Linked DNA regions of Mus musculus: region 1 is linked to region 2. The links are chromatin loops, found by intact Hi-C in ENCODE. Cell type or tissue: left cerebral cortex. All regions are shown on one strand. Each heading gives the region's core, and the rest is flanking DNA. Links, peaks and the distances in the headings are about the cores only. Region 1 holds the start of Hoxb2 (homeobox B2). Region 2 overlaps Hoxb5os (homeobox B5 and homeobox B6, opposite strand).

Evidence for each region. Peaks named below come from ENCODE experiments on the same cell type or tissue, not always from the same donor. Only the 100,000 strongest peaks of a DNase experiment are listed, where the experiment ranks them.
Region 1: a loop joins it to region 2, with 2.2 times the contacts of the local background. A loop is called at or near these places in 4 of 42 quality-filtered maps.

Annotation. Positions count from the first base shown.
Region 1 is chr11:96,351,449-96,354,345 of GRCm38, forward strand. Hoxb2 (homeobox B2) reads left to right here and starts at 184. Exons shown (of 2, transcript NM_134032.2): 1 at 184-747; 2 at 1,502-2,568. The coding sequence starts at 363. The coding sequence ends at 2,181. Hoxb3os (homeobox B3 and homeobox B2, opposite strand) reads right to left here and starts at 1,946. Exons shown (of 4, transcript NR_155303.1): 1 at 1,612-1,946. In left cerebral cortex, for the core only: no CTCF peak of the experiment used is centred there; DNase peaks (open chromatin) are centred at 1,617, 1,845 and 2,074.
Region 2 is chr11:96,292,958-96,295,854 of GRCm38, forward strand. Hoxb5os (homeobox B5 and homeobox B6, opposite strand) reads right to left here. Exons shown (of 3, transcript NR_131758.1): 2 at 418-597. It also overlaps a transcript of Hoxb6 not described here. Among named protein-coding and RNA genes, the nearest start is that of Hoxb6, 4.7 kb to the right of the region's middle. In left cerebral cortex, for the core only: a CTCF peak has its summit at 1,744 (motif pointing left); a DNase peak (open chromatin) is centred at 1,750.

The sequences.
Region 1 (2,897 bases), core at 160-2,659, 58 kb after region 2:
AAGCCTCATGGTATCCAGGTCGTGGTCCTCTGGAGTTTTTGAATCAATTAAAGCAAATAATGCCTGTGTTTTCCACTAGGCCTAGACTAGCGATTGGCGGAGACCGGTCCCGTGACCATGAATTCCCTGCAATTTCGGCGGAGTCCTGGGTTTAATAGAGAGAGTCCCCATACGCTTGTATTTATCAGCAATATACAATTATAAAGGCCTAAATTTAAAAAAAAAAGAGAGAGAGCGAAATCTCCCCCCCCCCGCGAAATTGCTCCATTGCATAAACCTGGGGGGGGCGGGAGAGGGGGGTCCCTCTGATTCTCCCTCCTGACGCCCCCCCCAGCAGGCCCCCTCCCCCACCATTGAAAGCCATGAATTTTGAATTTGAGAGGGAGATTGGGTTTATAAACAGCCAGCCATCGCTCGCCGAGTGTCTGACTTCCTTCCCCGCTGTCTTGGAGACATTTCAAACTTCATCAATCAAGGAGTCGACATTAATTCCTCCTCCTCCTCCTCTGGAGCAAACCTTCCCCAGCCTCCAGCTCGGCGCCTCCACCCTTCAGAGACCAGGGAGCCAAAAGCAAGCCGGAGATGGGCCTGCTCTGCGGTCACCGCCGCCACTCCCCGTTGCCCCCCCAGCCCCCGAGTTCCCCTGGATGAAAGAGAAGAAATCCACCAAGAAACCCAGCCAATCCGCCGCATCCCCTTCTCCAGCCGCCTCCTCGGTCCGGGCCTCCGAGGTCGGATCACCATCAGGTGGGTAAACGTATTAGGGGCGGGGTGAGGGGCAGTTGGAAGAGAAGGGGAGAATGTGAGGTGATGGGGCTCCTGGTGGGGTTCCCTAGGTCGACGGATCTGGGGCGAGGGAAGCAGAGTATCCCGCTGGGGTTCAGGCCTAGCCACTGTTAGCTTCCCCACCCCCAGAAAATTTTGGAAGCTGATTGAGGGTGGGGAGGATGCTTTTTTTTTTTTTTTTTTTTTAAATGTGCTTAGAAAAAAATGATTCGATTGAAGGGTTTCCCCGGTTTCTGTGTAGAGGAATGAAGCGTGTCTGGGATTGAATCTGGAGCCTGGAAAAGATGCGATGCCTCTAGCTCTCCTAAAGCTAGGGAAGAAGAGGGAATTCAAAAGCTAGGAAGGAAAGGGGTGAAGAACAATCTATGATCCCTCTCTCCCCAGGTTGAGTTGGAAAGTTCTGAATTGAGGGGTCCATTGGGAGGACTTGGGGGAGGGAGACTCTGAGGTCCTGGGAGCTAAGAGAAATTGCTCCCCGCCCCCTACGTGGCCCGTGGGCGGCTCTGAAGGCACCGACTTGACCCGGGCCGGGTCTGCCTACGTGGAAGAGCACTAAAAAAAACCCCAAAGACACAGAAAGAAGCGCTGTGGGGGTGGGGTGGGAGCCCGAGTAGGACTGCTGAGAGTCTTTTAAGCCAAAGGGGTGCTCCCGATCTCAGCTAAACGGAGGCTGCGTTGAGACCTCTCTGATAACATAGGGGTGCTTCCCTCGCAGATGGCCCCGGATTGCCAGAATGCGGCGGCAGCGGCTCCCGCAGACTGCGCACGGCCTACACCAACACGCAACTGCTGGAGCTGGAGAAGGAGTTCCACTTCAATAAGTACCTGTGCCGGCCGCGTCGCGTCGAGATCGCTGCCTTGCTGGACCTCACCGAAAGGCAGGTCAAAGTCTGGTTCCAGAACCGACGCATGAAACACAAGCGGCAGACGCAGCATCGAGAGCCGCCCGAGGGAGAACCAGGCGGGCCGAGCGCCCAGGACGACGCGGGAGAGCCAGCCGAGGAACCCACGGTCAGCCCGGGCGACGTCGCGACTCACCGGCTGCGGGAAGCCTGCTTCCACCCCGCCGAGGCCGCGCAGGGACCCCGGGGCGCACCGCCGTCAGCGCTGCCTGCCACCACCCTGGAGAGTGTGGGCGCATCGAGCCCCGGCTGCACAATGCTCAGAGCCGGAGGCCGGCAGAGCGAGCCCCTACCCGAAGACGCCTGCCCCGAGCGGCAGGATTCGCCTTTTCTACCGGACCTCAATTTCTTCGCTGCAGACTCCTGTCTCCAGATGTCCGGAGGCCTTTCACCCAGCCTGCAGGGTTCTCTCGATAGCCCCGTGCCCTTTTCCGAGGAAGAGCTGGACTTCTTCACCAGCACGCTCTGTGCCATCGACTTGCAGTTTCCCTAACTGTTTTCCATCTTTGGTCCTTTCCGTCTGGTCCTCCTTGGCTGTTGGGGGCGGGGGGAATCGGGCCTTCTCCACTCGTGGATACATTTATGCCGTTTTGTTAAAATCCAGATAGTAACGAATTAGCGTTTCATTCACTCCTTTTCGCTTTTTAAAACCACACACAAAAAATTCCACTTGGTAAAACTCCTTCCAACGAAATCTCAGGAATAATTAAACTCTAGTGGGAGAGGGTTTTCTTACAAAGAACTAGAGGGACCTATTTTCCTCTTTTTTAAGTTTTAGATTGTAGATTATTTATTAAAATTGTTTAATAATAGGAAAGGGGGAAAGTATTTATTGTACATTATTTTCATAGCGTAAATAAATGTCTTTATAATATGAAAACGAGTGTTTGTGTTGGGATCTAGCTCTTTTTGCCAAGTCCCTACGGCCAGTCTTTGCTTTCCCACTCTCCGCTTGAAGTTGGTTTAGCTCTGGCTCAAGCGACCCAAGGGAAGGCATGGTCCCATCTCCCAGGCTGACAAAGTCCGGGTGGTACAAAAGGGGCCCTGCTTGGTGACTATTTCTTTGTCCAAGACACCAGGAAGAGTTTATGGAAGCTTGGTTCATCTGCAAACAGACCGTTTCCAGTCCTGCTAAGATGTTCCCTGGGTCCCTGCTTGGAAATAAATGTGGGGTGGGTGGAAAAACAGCGTTCTGGGGGGGGGGGTGCA
Region 2 (2,897 bases), core at 238-2,737:
TCCCTCCACATCCTTTTGAATCCGGAGGAGGGCAAAATCCCCCAAGTTCTGCAAAGGTAAGGAAGATTCTACAATTCTTATTCTTTTGCATCCTTTTCTTGCAGGGGGTGGGGCTTAGATTTTTCTCCCTCCTCCTCCCCCCATTTCAAGACAGGGTTGAACCCCACCTCTGGGCGCTGCTGGGAGAGGCTTCCCAGGAAATTCTGTAGTAGAGACAGGGGTGGCTGCTTCCTGGAGGGGGACCGGCTGCAGGGAAGATGGGGAGGAGGGATGGAAAGGGGCCTATGAGGCCGGTTTTATGTTGCTTTTTTAGCTGGGAGAGATCTCCAGCGAGGGGTCTGCAAAAGCGAGGGTGGGGGGTGTCTGGGCTACAGCCACGCTGGCCAGTCGCTCTGGCCCTTGTGGGTTTGTGCTCACCTCCCTCCATCTCTCCCTTTTCCTGGCCTCTCCGATTGCCCCCGTGCGGTTTCTCTTGCCCAGTGTGGGTAATGGCGATTTCCCGGCTGCATTGGCACGAGGGGCGGTGGCGCTGAGGGAAGTCCTGGTCTCTGTGGGGCCTGGAATCTCCGCAGAGGCCAGCCTAGGGCGAAGAGGCGTCTAGAGTGATATAAAAAGAACAATTCACAGAGAAATGTTCGCTATCTTCCTTCGGAGACATTTCTGAAAATAAAGGGTTGTGGGTGAAGGAACCCAAAGCAAGGGAAGCTAGCCGAAGACCTCCCAGCTCTTTTGCCACCGGTCTCTTGCCACTCCCGCCAGCCGGAGGGAGCCTGCAGGGAGAGAGTTTTGTGGTTTTAATGCGGTAGGTTAAAGTCTGTTGGTCTCTGTGTGATTTGATCTTGTTACTTGTGTTTTATTGGTATAAGATGTATGGATTTTGGTGGAGAAAATTGTATATCTGCTATGGGCACATTTCAAACTTTTCCTGGATTTTAATGCGGTTGGGAAGAGACTTTTAGCATGTTGTTTCAGGCTTGTACACACAAATCCATTTGGTGTGTATGTCTGGGAGGATGGGAGTGGGTGGGTTGGGATACAAAATGTAATGGTATGTATGATCTGGGAAAACCTCCTGGAGTCTGAGTTCAAAGTTAAGTCCTGTCTTTCGCCGCCCAATTTTTGTTCCCTGGCTTCCTGGGGGTGGGGGAGGGGATGGGGGGGGGGAAAGATCTCTTGGGTATGAGACAGATTCCTAAAGTGGTTGATAGGCTTCAGGCTGACTGGTGAGGACTATAAAATGGGACGAAAGGTCCCCAGAGAAGCTATCAGTGACAGAGAGATAAGTGACTGTGGGTATGAATGAAGGACAGGAGGCGTTGTGGTTTCGTTTGGTTTGCATGAATAAGGATTGTCTTCTTGTTTCTTAAGGAGCCTGTGCAGATAGATGGTTCAGGCTCAGGTCTCAGGTTATCCGATTTTAGTGTCTTGGGAGAGTGTGTAGGTACATTGGTCTCCTGGGCTATTAGGAGAGGGAAACGTAGCCACTTGTGGCACAAGACTGGGGTTCCCTGGGGGCCCAGATAAAAAGCTCTAGACACAGGCCTGAAAGGGCCTCACTGAGAGACCTTGGTTTCTTAGCAAGCGAAATTAATCGCCAACATCTAGGACGCTCGGATCCTATTTGCGGCGGGAAATACCCTCCAAACCCACTCAAACTAAAGGTCTTTTCCCCTTGTAGTCTTGGTGGGTTATAAATCGTCCCTTAGACAGTTTCCTCTGACCCAAATTATGCAGTTTGCTGCCATCTACCGTCCGTTCGGGGACAGGCGGCTTTGGTACAGCAAATCGCTCGACACTCCCCGAGCCCTGCGGGTTTGCTTTGAGCCCCTGTCGCGCAGTTCGGTGGGATACCGGCCCACGCTGATGTCCTCTTAGTCCCCGAGTGCAGATTAGAAAGCGGAATGAGTCTCTTGTCACATTATCCTCAACCTTCTCCCGTCTCCTGCATACCCTTCCACACTCATCCCAGCCACAAACCTGAAGGCTGGTAGTGGGAAAGGGAGTCTAGAGGAGTAACACTGTAACCCACGGACAGGGGGTACTGAGCCAAAGGGCTGAGGGTTCAGACCTACGACCTTCCTCACCACCTAAGACACGAGACACGACTGGGGACCGCTGGAGAGATGTGAGGCCAAATCTGTTCAAGGTTTATTTAGTTTTCTTCTCTGCCAAGGGAGGGAGGGGGTCCCGTTAAGGGAGGCGCCGGCCAGGCAGTTCCACTCGGTTGTCAAAAGACAAACCCAGTCTGTATTCTTCCAGTTGGTTTGTGGGTTTTGCCAATTCCTAAGCTGGCGAGTCCGTGGTGAAGGAGTTGAACTGAATTTTCTGGAAACTGTTGGTGTCTGCAAGTGAGTGTTGGTCCCCTCCCCCATTCTCGACCGTTTCAAGCGAAATCGCGCAAAAAAAAAAAAAAAAGCTTTGGTAGAACATCATGAGTGAGGAGAAATCGTAAAAAAAAAAAAAAAAAAAAAAAAACAAAACACTGTAATTTCCTGTCCTGCCGGACCCCTCACACCCGGTTAACGGAACCGCTTTCCCAAAAGGGGGTGGCGAGGGCGGGGTGCGCGCCTCCGCAGAGGCGTTGGAGTCTTGGCCCCTGTCTCACCGGTTACTGATTAGCTCGGTCTTTCAAGCTGCTGGAGGAAGCTCTGGCCGCCCCTTTCAAGGTGCTGTGCCCCCCCCCGTTCTTGGGCGGGGGGAGGGCTGCTCCAGGAAATTGCTTGCGGTGCCAGGCTGGGCAAGGTGTTACTAAGGTCTGGCTGGGAGCTGAGGGCCTAGGGGCTGTGTAGTGCTGGGGGCACACACCATTGCTGCTTCCAGGAGCCTTAGAGGTCTCTAGAGCAAATCTTTAAGCTTTTTTTTTCCTTCCGTGCGTTAAGAGTGACTTTCTGGCGGCT